2 separate regions of the Mus musculus genome follow, and region 1 is linked to region 2. A link is a contact called in ENCODE POLR2A ChIA-PET data. All regions are on one chromosome and are shown on one strand. The core of a region is the stretch at or near the end of the contact, and the rest is flanking DNA. Distances in the headings are between cores, read along the strand shown. Region 1 holds the start of Ptpn1 (protein tyrosine phosphatase, non-receptor type 1). Region 2 has its middle 14 kb from the start of Gm33033.

The links. ChIA-PET counts read pairs that join two places held with the same protein, here RNA polymerase II (POLR2A).
Region 1: POLR2A ChIA-PET joins it to region 2 with 10 read pairs in Patski. The contact joins the promoter of Ptpn1 here to the enhancer-like site in region 2. POLR2A ChIA-PET finds 5 or more read pairs at or near these places in 2 of 5 experiments (Patski and embryonic stem cell).

The regions. Positions count from the first base shown.
Region 1 is chr2:167,930,194-167,933,631 of GRCm38, reverse strand. It overlaps Ptpn1 (protein tyrosine phosphatase, non-receptor type 1), which reads right to left and starts at 1,305. Exons shown (of 9, transcript NM_011201.3): 1 at 1,076-1,305. The coding sequence starts at 1,138.
Region 2 is chr2:167,890,196-167,893,507 of GRCm38, reverse strand. No RefSeq gene overlaps it. Among named protein-coding and RNA genes, the nearest start is that of Gm33033, 14 kb to the right of the region's middle. Within about 2 kb of position 1,397, at least 1 of the 3 ENCODE cell types and tissues checked has a DNase peak (open chromatin) inside an H3K27ac peak, as active enhancers do.

The sequences.
Region 1 (3,438 bases), core at 56-2,555, 40 kb before region 2:
CTCTTTACCCGAGGAACAGGATCTATTTTGCACATGCTTATTTAAGATGCCTGGCGAGTATGGTTAATCCTCACAACCCCCGCACTGACATTTAATCGGAAGATTTGTTTTCTTTAGAGGACTTAGCTGCTTGCAAAGACATCTTTGCATTTTCAATTCACTGTTTCATACATGGCGGGGGGTGGGGGGGAGAACCCTACTTTCATAATACTTTTTTTTTTTTTAATGAACCACCAGAACCCCTCAAGTGGACCGGATCACAGAAAACAGAAACCATCTCAGCTCACGGTCAAAGGATAAAAGACAAAAGAAAGAGGCCATTTGGAGAGGGTCAGGCAGCTATAGGAATGGGTTCTGTGTCCCCCTAGTTAGTCGCCTAACCTCATGGCTTGTCACTCCTTGGTCTATTCAAAGAGCAAGTCTCCTTCCCTGTCGAGCCGCTAGCAGCCCTGCCGGTGATGCCCTAGACAAGGCAGCCCCTTTGCGTACAGTCACCCTCCACCAGAACAGGTCTTTCTCTTCTCAACACTTGTCACCAGATGCAATGATCAGTATTTGAATGTCTGTGTGACTATAGCCTCTCGGGGGGGGGGGGATAGGTTAGGTCTACGGTGGCGTTCAATACACACCAGCTCCAAAGCCTAGCACCGAAGAGACCCTCCAGCTCACGTCTAACAAATGAATGGACAGGAAGGAGTAAGGGGGCTGTCATCCCCGGGCCTCCACCACCGCACACCGAGGCCCGAGGAAGTGAAATGTGAGGGGGCGGGGGTGTCGGCGAGCCCACCCTCCTCCCCAGGAGACAAAGGAAGAGGGCCTGAGGTGGTCCAGTCCAGACAAGGAAGCGGCAGGGGTGTGGACCAGTGGGGACAAAGGGTGGCTGGGCCATGTTGGGGTCGGGTTTGCGGGGGGAGCTCGAAGATGACAGGGACCGCGGAGAGATAGAGGCGAGTGGGGGTGTCGCAGGGGCCGCGAACCCCAAGAGGGGTCTAGGGCGACGAGGATGCGCGACAGGAGTCCCCCGAGCCGGGAGGGTCGGGGAGACGGCGCGGCCTAGGGGCCCCCGGCTCCGCACCTGGTAAATAGCCGCCCAGTTCCCAGCCTTGTCGATCTCCTCGAACTCCTTCTCCATCTCCATGGCGGGACGGGTCGGCTGCCCGAGTTCCCACGGCCGTCCGCCGCGCTAGGCCGCGTCGCTCCGCGTCCCGAAGCCCGTCACCCGCCACCACCGCAGCCCCAAGCTCCCCAGCAGCGGCTTCTGCATGTCAAGCCGGCAGCCGGAAGTACGCACCCCCGCCTCACCGCGAGCTCCGCCCTCTGTACGGGAGGACCAGTCAGCTAGCGAAAAGGCGGCCGGCACTTCCGCGGGGGCGGAGCGGTAGGCGGGGCATCGCGGACGAGGCCCGAACCCGAGGAGCAGACTTGCTGCGCGCGCCGCGTGCGGCTTCCCGGGTTCCGCGCTCCGGAGGGCGCGCGCCCGTTGCCCAAGCGACCCCCGGCGGCGCGCCCACGGCGCGTGGGCCGAGGCGGGACTCGGGGAGTATCCTGAGTTCGAGCCTCAAGCCCGCCGGTTGAGTCAGGCGGCGAGGGCGTGGCCTCGAGCTGGGCGGTTGAGTGGGAGCGGCGTTTCCTGTCCCGGTCTGTTTTTCTTTTTTCTTTTTTTCCTTTTTGTCTTGGTTTTTCCAGACAGGGTTTCTGTGCGTAGCCCTGGACGTCCTCACATTCACTCTGTAGACCAAGACTGGCCTCGAACTCATAAATCCGGCTGCCTTTTTCCCGAGTTCTGGGATTAAAGGTGTGTGCCATCACTTCGGGCTCCGTTCTTTATTTTTAACTCAGGGTCACGATATTCCAGGCTGGCCTCTCACTTGCTGTCAGGCCAAGGATAACCTCTTATTTGCTGTCAGGCGAAGGATGATCCTCTCGCCTCCATCTCCCACGTCTTGGAATCACAGACATGCATTGCGGGGGATAAACCAGAGCTCCGTGCATGCTAGGACCTACTCCGGCCACATCCCAGCGAGCAGAGTGTTCGTTTTAGACAACGAATCACTCTATAGCCCGAGCTGGCCTGGAGTTCACTACGTAACCCAGGCCAGCCTCCAGCTCTGGATCTGCCTGCCTCAGTCTCCGGAGTTTTGGACAGGTGCTAACACCCAGCTGGCCACTCTGCTCTCATGAAACTTGGGAAAGTCCATAAGAGTTTTTACCCTGGCAGAATGAACGGATGGGACATGTGGTGCTAGTTTTCTGTCTTTCTCCAGTATCAAGAAAATCCTGACCAGATGTGGTGGCACTTGCCTTTAAACTCTCCAGGTAGAAGCAAGGGGTCTCTGAGTTCCAGGCCAGCCTGGTCTACATCGTTCCGGGACAGCCAGTTATACAGTGAGACCCCTTCTCAAAACAAAAAAACAACCAAAAGGGAAAAAATCTTCCTTGGGGTTTGTTGGTGACTCATAACCATCCTAACTCTAGTTTCAGGCCGTCTTCTGACCTTCAAGGGCACAGGGTATACATGTGATACCATACTACTGTACATACATGCATACAAAACCATCATACAAATAAATCTAAAAACATGTTTAAAAGAAAAAAAAAATCTTCCTCTCTGATGTCATCTGGGTGCAGATTCTGTGGTTTGTTCAGACTGCCCAGGGTGAGCACTGAATGTTGGTTCCGATGCTTGGGTTCCTTGAAGTATGTGTGAAGGATGGGATTGCCTTCCCTGGGGAAATGTAACTGGAACATGGAGTTGTAAACTTCCATTCTGGGATAGAAAGGGAGACATAGGTAGGAGCCGTGTCCTGTGCCCAGTGCCAGCTCCTGGTGTGACAGAGTGACTTCCAGTTTGCTCCAAGGGTACTGAGGTAGGCAAAAGGGCCCATGTTCATTTACTCTCCACAATCCCCCCTCACAGAGGCATTTTGATTCCCATCTTAGAGCTGCCAAGAGCAAAGCACACAGACAAAGCCCTTGTCCAAGGCAGCATTGCCAAGCAGGGTTAGCAGCTAAACATGTCTGTAATCCTAGCCCTTGAGAAGCTGAGGCAGGAGGATTGTGGAGAATTCGAGGTTAACTGTGTCTACACGGCAAATTCCTGGTACATAGTGAAACCCTGTCTCAAAAAGCCACAAAGAAAGCAGTCTTGCAAATGGGAAGGGAGGCTGGGTTCCAGGTCGGAGGATATCTTGCATAGGAGCCAGGCTTCTGAGGGCTCTAGACTTGGGGTCTAAGACCCATGATGCAGGGCTGGAGAGATGGCTCAGCAGTTACAAGCACTGCTTTTCCGAAGGTCCTGAGTTCAAATCCCAGCAACCACATGGTGGCTCACAACCATTTATAATGGGATCTGATGTCCTCTTCTAGTGTGTCTGAAGATAGCTACAGTGTACTTATTTATAATAATAAGTAAATCTCTGGGCCTGAGCAAGTGGAGTT
Region 2 (3,312 bases), core at 148-2,647:
GCTCTATCTCCACCTGGCCAGTAGAGGACATAACTGTCCACAAGGTCTAGCCTGGAGCACTCATCATTTTATGTTAGGGCTTGAGTTTTAAAGTGCGTGTCCAGGATCAGTGAGGCGGCTCAACGGGTGAAGCAGCTTGCCACCAAGCCTGATGACTTGAGTTCGATTCCCTGGACCTGTATGGTGGAAGGAGAGAACAGACTCATTTGACAACACACACACACACACACACACACACACACACACACACCATGGCCTGCACATGCCCCTTCCCGGCCAAATAAATTTGAAAACATACTCTCTAAGAGATGCATGTGTGGGCCATTTGCCTTGCTTTTCTGTAGAGAGGCGAGTGTTTTGTTTATTCGTTTGTTTTCCCTATTTCTCTACTTCTAGCGAACAGTTGTATTTCTGACGGCTTGGCAGGATTGCTTCTTAAATGTTTATTTTAAGACAGGAGCTTGCTCTGTAGCCCAAGGGCTGACATGACAGGTGTGTGTTTACTCGGGGCTGGGGGGGTCTTTACTAGGGCTGAGGGAGTGCAGAGTTTGGCATCACATATGTTAGCAATGTACATGTTTTAAGCATATGTATGAAACAAAGACAGAACCCTCACGGGCCATGGCGGTTCACCCTCTCTTCTCTAAGTGTGCCTTTGCACTAAACTTATTTATTGTCTGTTTAAGGATTTTTAGTGGTGTAACAGGAAAGTCAGAAGTCCAAGGTCATCCTTGAGGACATAGCAAGATGGACCACGACAAGTCGCCCTGACGAACACAGCATCTGATCCACACCACCCTCCACGGGGTCTGACGAACACAGCATCTGATCCACACCACCCTGCACGCCGTCTGACGAACACAGCATCTGATCCACACCACCCTCCACGGGGTCTTTTTGTTTGTTTGTTTGGGTTTTTTTGTTTTTGTTTCGAGACAGGGTTTCTCGGTATAGCCCTGGCTGTCCTGGAACTCACTCTGTAAACCAGGCTGGCCTCGAACTCAGAAATCCGCCTGCCTCTGCCTCCCGAGTACTGGAATTAAAGGCGTGCGCCACCACGCCCGGCCCTCCATGCGATCTTAAGAAGATCCTGCCAACAAGACCAACCACCCGCTCCAGCTCCATTTTACAGATGGGCAAACCGAAGCTCAGAGGAGAAAGGTTTCACCTAAGGTCTCATGGCTGCTGAGTGACAGAGGGCTCAACTCCATATCCATATTTCTTTGCTACTTCTGCCATTACCCACTGTGACCCTTCTGCCTGAGGAACAGCCTTGGTGAACCGAGAGGGGTCCCACTCTGTACCCTCCGCCGGAAATATCTGTAGTTCAAGGTCCTGGCCACTGAGAGGCGCTGGAGACACGTTCCTTGCCTGGTGAGTAGGGCCAGGAACAGACTCCCTCCAGGCAGAGTCTCTGCTAGCTGGGGTGGCTCGGGGCAGAGCGACTATCTCCTGTCACACATGGGCAGCTCCTTCGGCCTTCACTTCCCTACAGGGACTTCAGGGTTGCAGAGCTGTGTGGCCCAGCTCAGCTGGGGACATGCTTTCCTGAGGCCGTCATCTTTCTCTGGGGATGGGGCTGTCCTGCACCCAGCAGGGAGTTTAACAGTGGTAGCTCTTCCCACTGAAATAGAGTCCAAGCCGTCTCTAGACTTTCCCGTGTGCCCCGTGGGAGGGCAGCGCATGCCCCCGCAGATGAGAATTTCTTTTGCACAGGTCACGTAGGGGACAGAATTCAACTCTGGCTCTGCTTCACACACAAGGACAGACCAGTGGCCTGCGAGGCAAGGATGGGCGCCAGACACCATGGTGATAACAGAGGGTGGAAGCTCAGAGAGGTTCGGAACCTGCCCACCCAGCTTCAGTGTCTGCGCCCCTGACCACTATGCCCCGTGGCCAGCAGAGAAACACGCAGCATTCATTCATGCCTCTCACTTTAATCACCTCCTCCACTCATACAAAACACACCCTTATTGTTAGTCTTCTTTTCTTTTTACATCTGTTTATTGTGTATGTAGAGGTCAGAGGACAGTTGTATGGAACCGGTTCTCTCTTTTCCCATATGGGCTCTGGGGATAGAACTCACGCAGTCAGATTTGGCAGCAAGCCCCTTAACCACTGAGCTCTCTTGCAGGCCCCTGCTGTCATTTCCTCGTGTTGTCGTTTTGGTGTTTTGAGTCAGGATCTCACTGTGTAGCAGAGGCTGTCCTCAAAGTCTTCCAGCTTCCTGCATGTTGGAATTCCAGGTGTGAGCCCCACGCCTGACTCAGTTTCCCACTTTTGATGAAAGCCAGGTTTAGAAGCAGAGTTTCATTTCCCCTATGGTTTTGTTATGAGGAGAACACTGGTGCCTGGGAGATGGGGAGTGGGGGTCCCCTGGGGCCAAGATCATTGTTTCTGATTCAGTTTTGCAAGAAAATCTATAAACACTTTCATGTGAGTTTCCTAATGTTTAATGGGAGTTCATTAAGAAATTAAAACTCCGGGAAGACAGCTCACAACTGGAGCCTGCTGCTGCTGAGAGCTGCCGGACCACAGACTTCCCCAGGACACAGGGACAGTCGCCAGGGACAGACGTGTTCTCCTCTGCCACTCAGCAATGGTTTCTTCTACTTGTCATGGGTGTCCCACCCTTCTATTGTCTACTAATCTGTCATTCACCTGTCCTTCCACCTACTCACCCACCTACCCACCATCTACCTCCCCACCCCCACCCACCCAACACCCCCCACCCATCATCCACCCCCACCCATCATCCACACATCTACCCACCCACTCATCCATCACCCACTATCCACTCACCCTTCCACCACCCACACACCATCTACCCACTCACTATACACACACATACACACACACACACACCCCCGCCCATCAACCATCTGCCCTTCCCCTATCTGCCCATCCTTCATCAATCCATCCTTCATCCACTCTCTCACCCGTCATCTACCCGTCAGTTTGGTCCCCACACTGTCCTCATGGGTTCTTTTTGTCTACCAAACCCTAGGCCACGTCCTCGGGTCACGGTGAAGGCCAGTATCCAATTCCTGTCCTCCAGAAGGCCATCGTGCAGTCCCTCGGACATGAGAAGAAAACCAGAGACAAAGATAGAACCAAACGGCGTTCCACTCCGATTCTATCTGTCAGCTGTCACGGGCGAACTCTTAAATGTTGGAGCCTGTTTTCCTTCTGTGTCACAGGCTGCCTTTTCCATTTTCCATTGCTGTGACAAAATCCTGGAGGCCTGGTAGCTGTTAAGTAACTGTGGGTTATCTTGGCCCACAGTTCTACAGGAAGGAAAGTCCAAAGTCA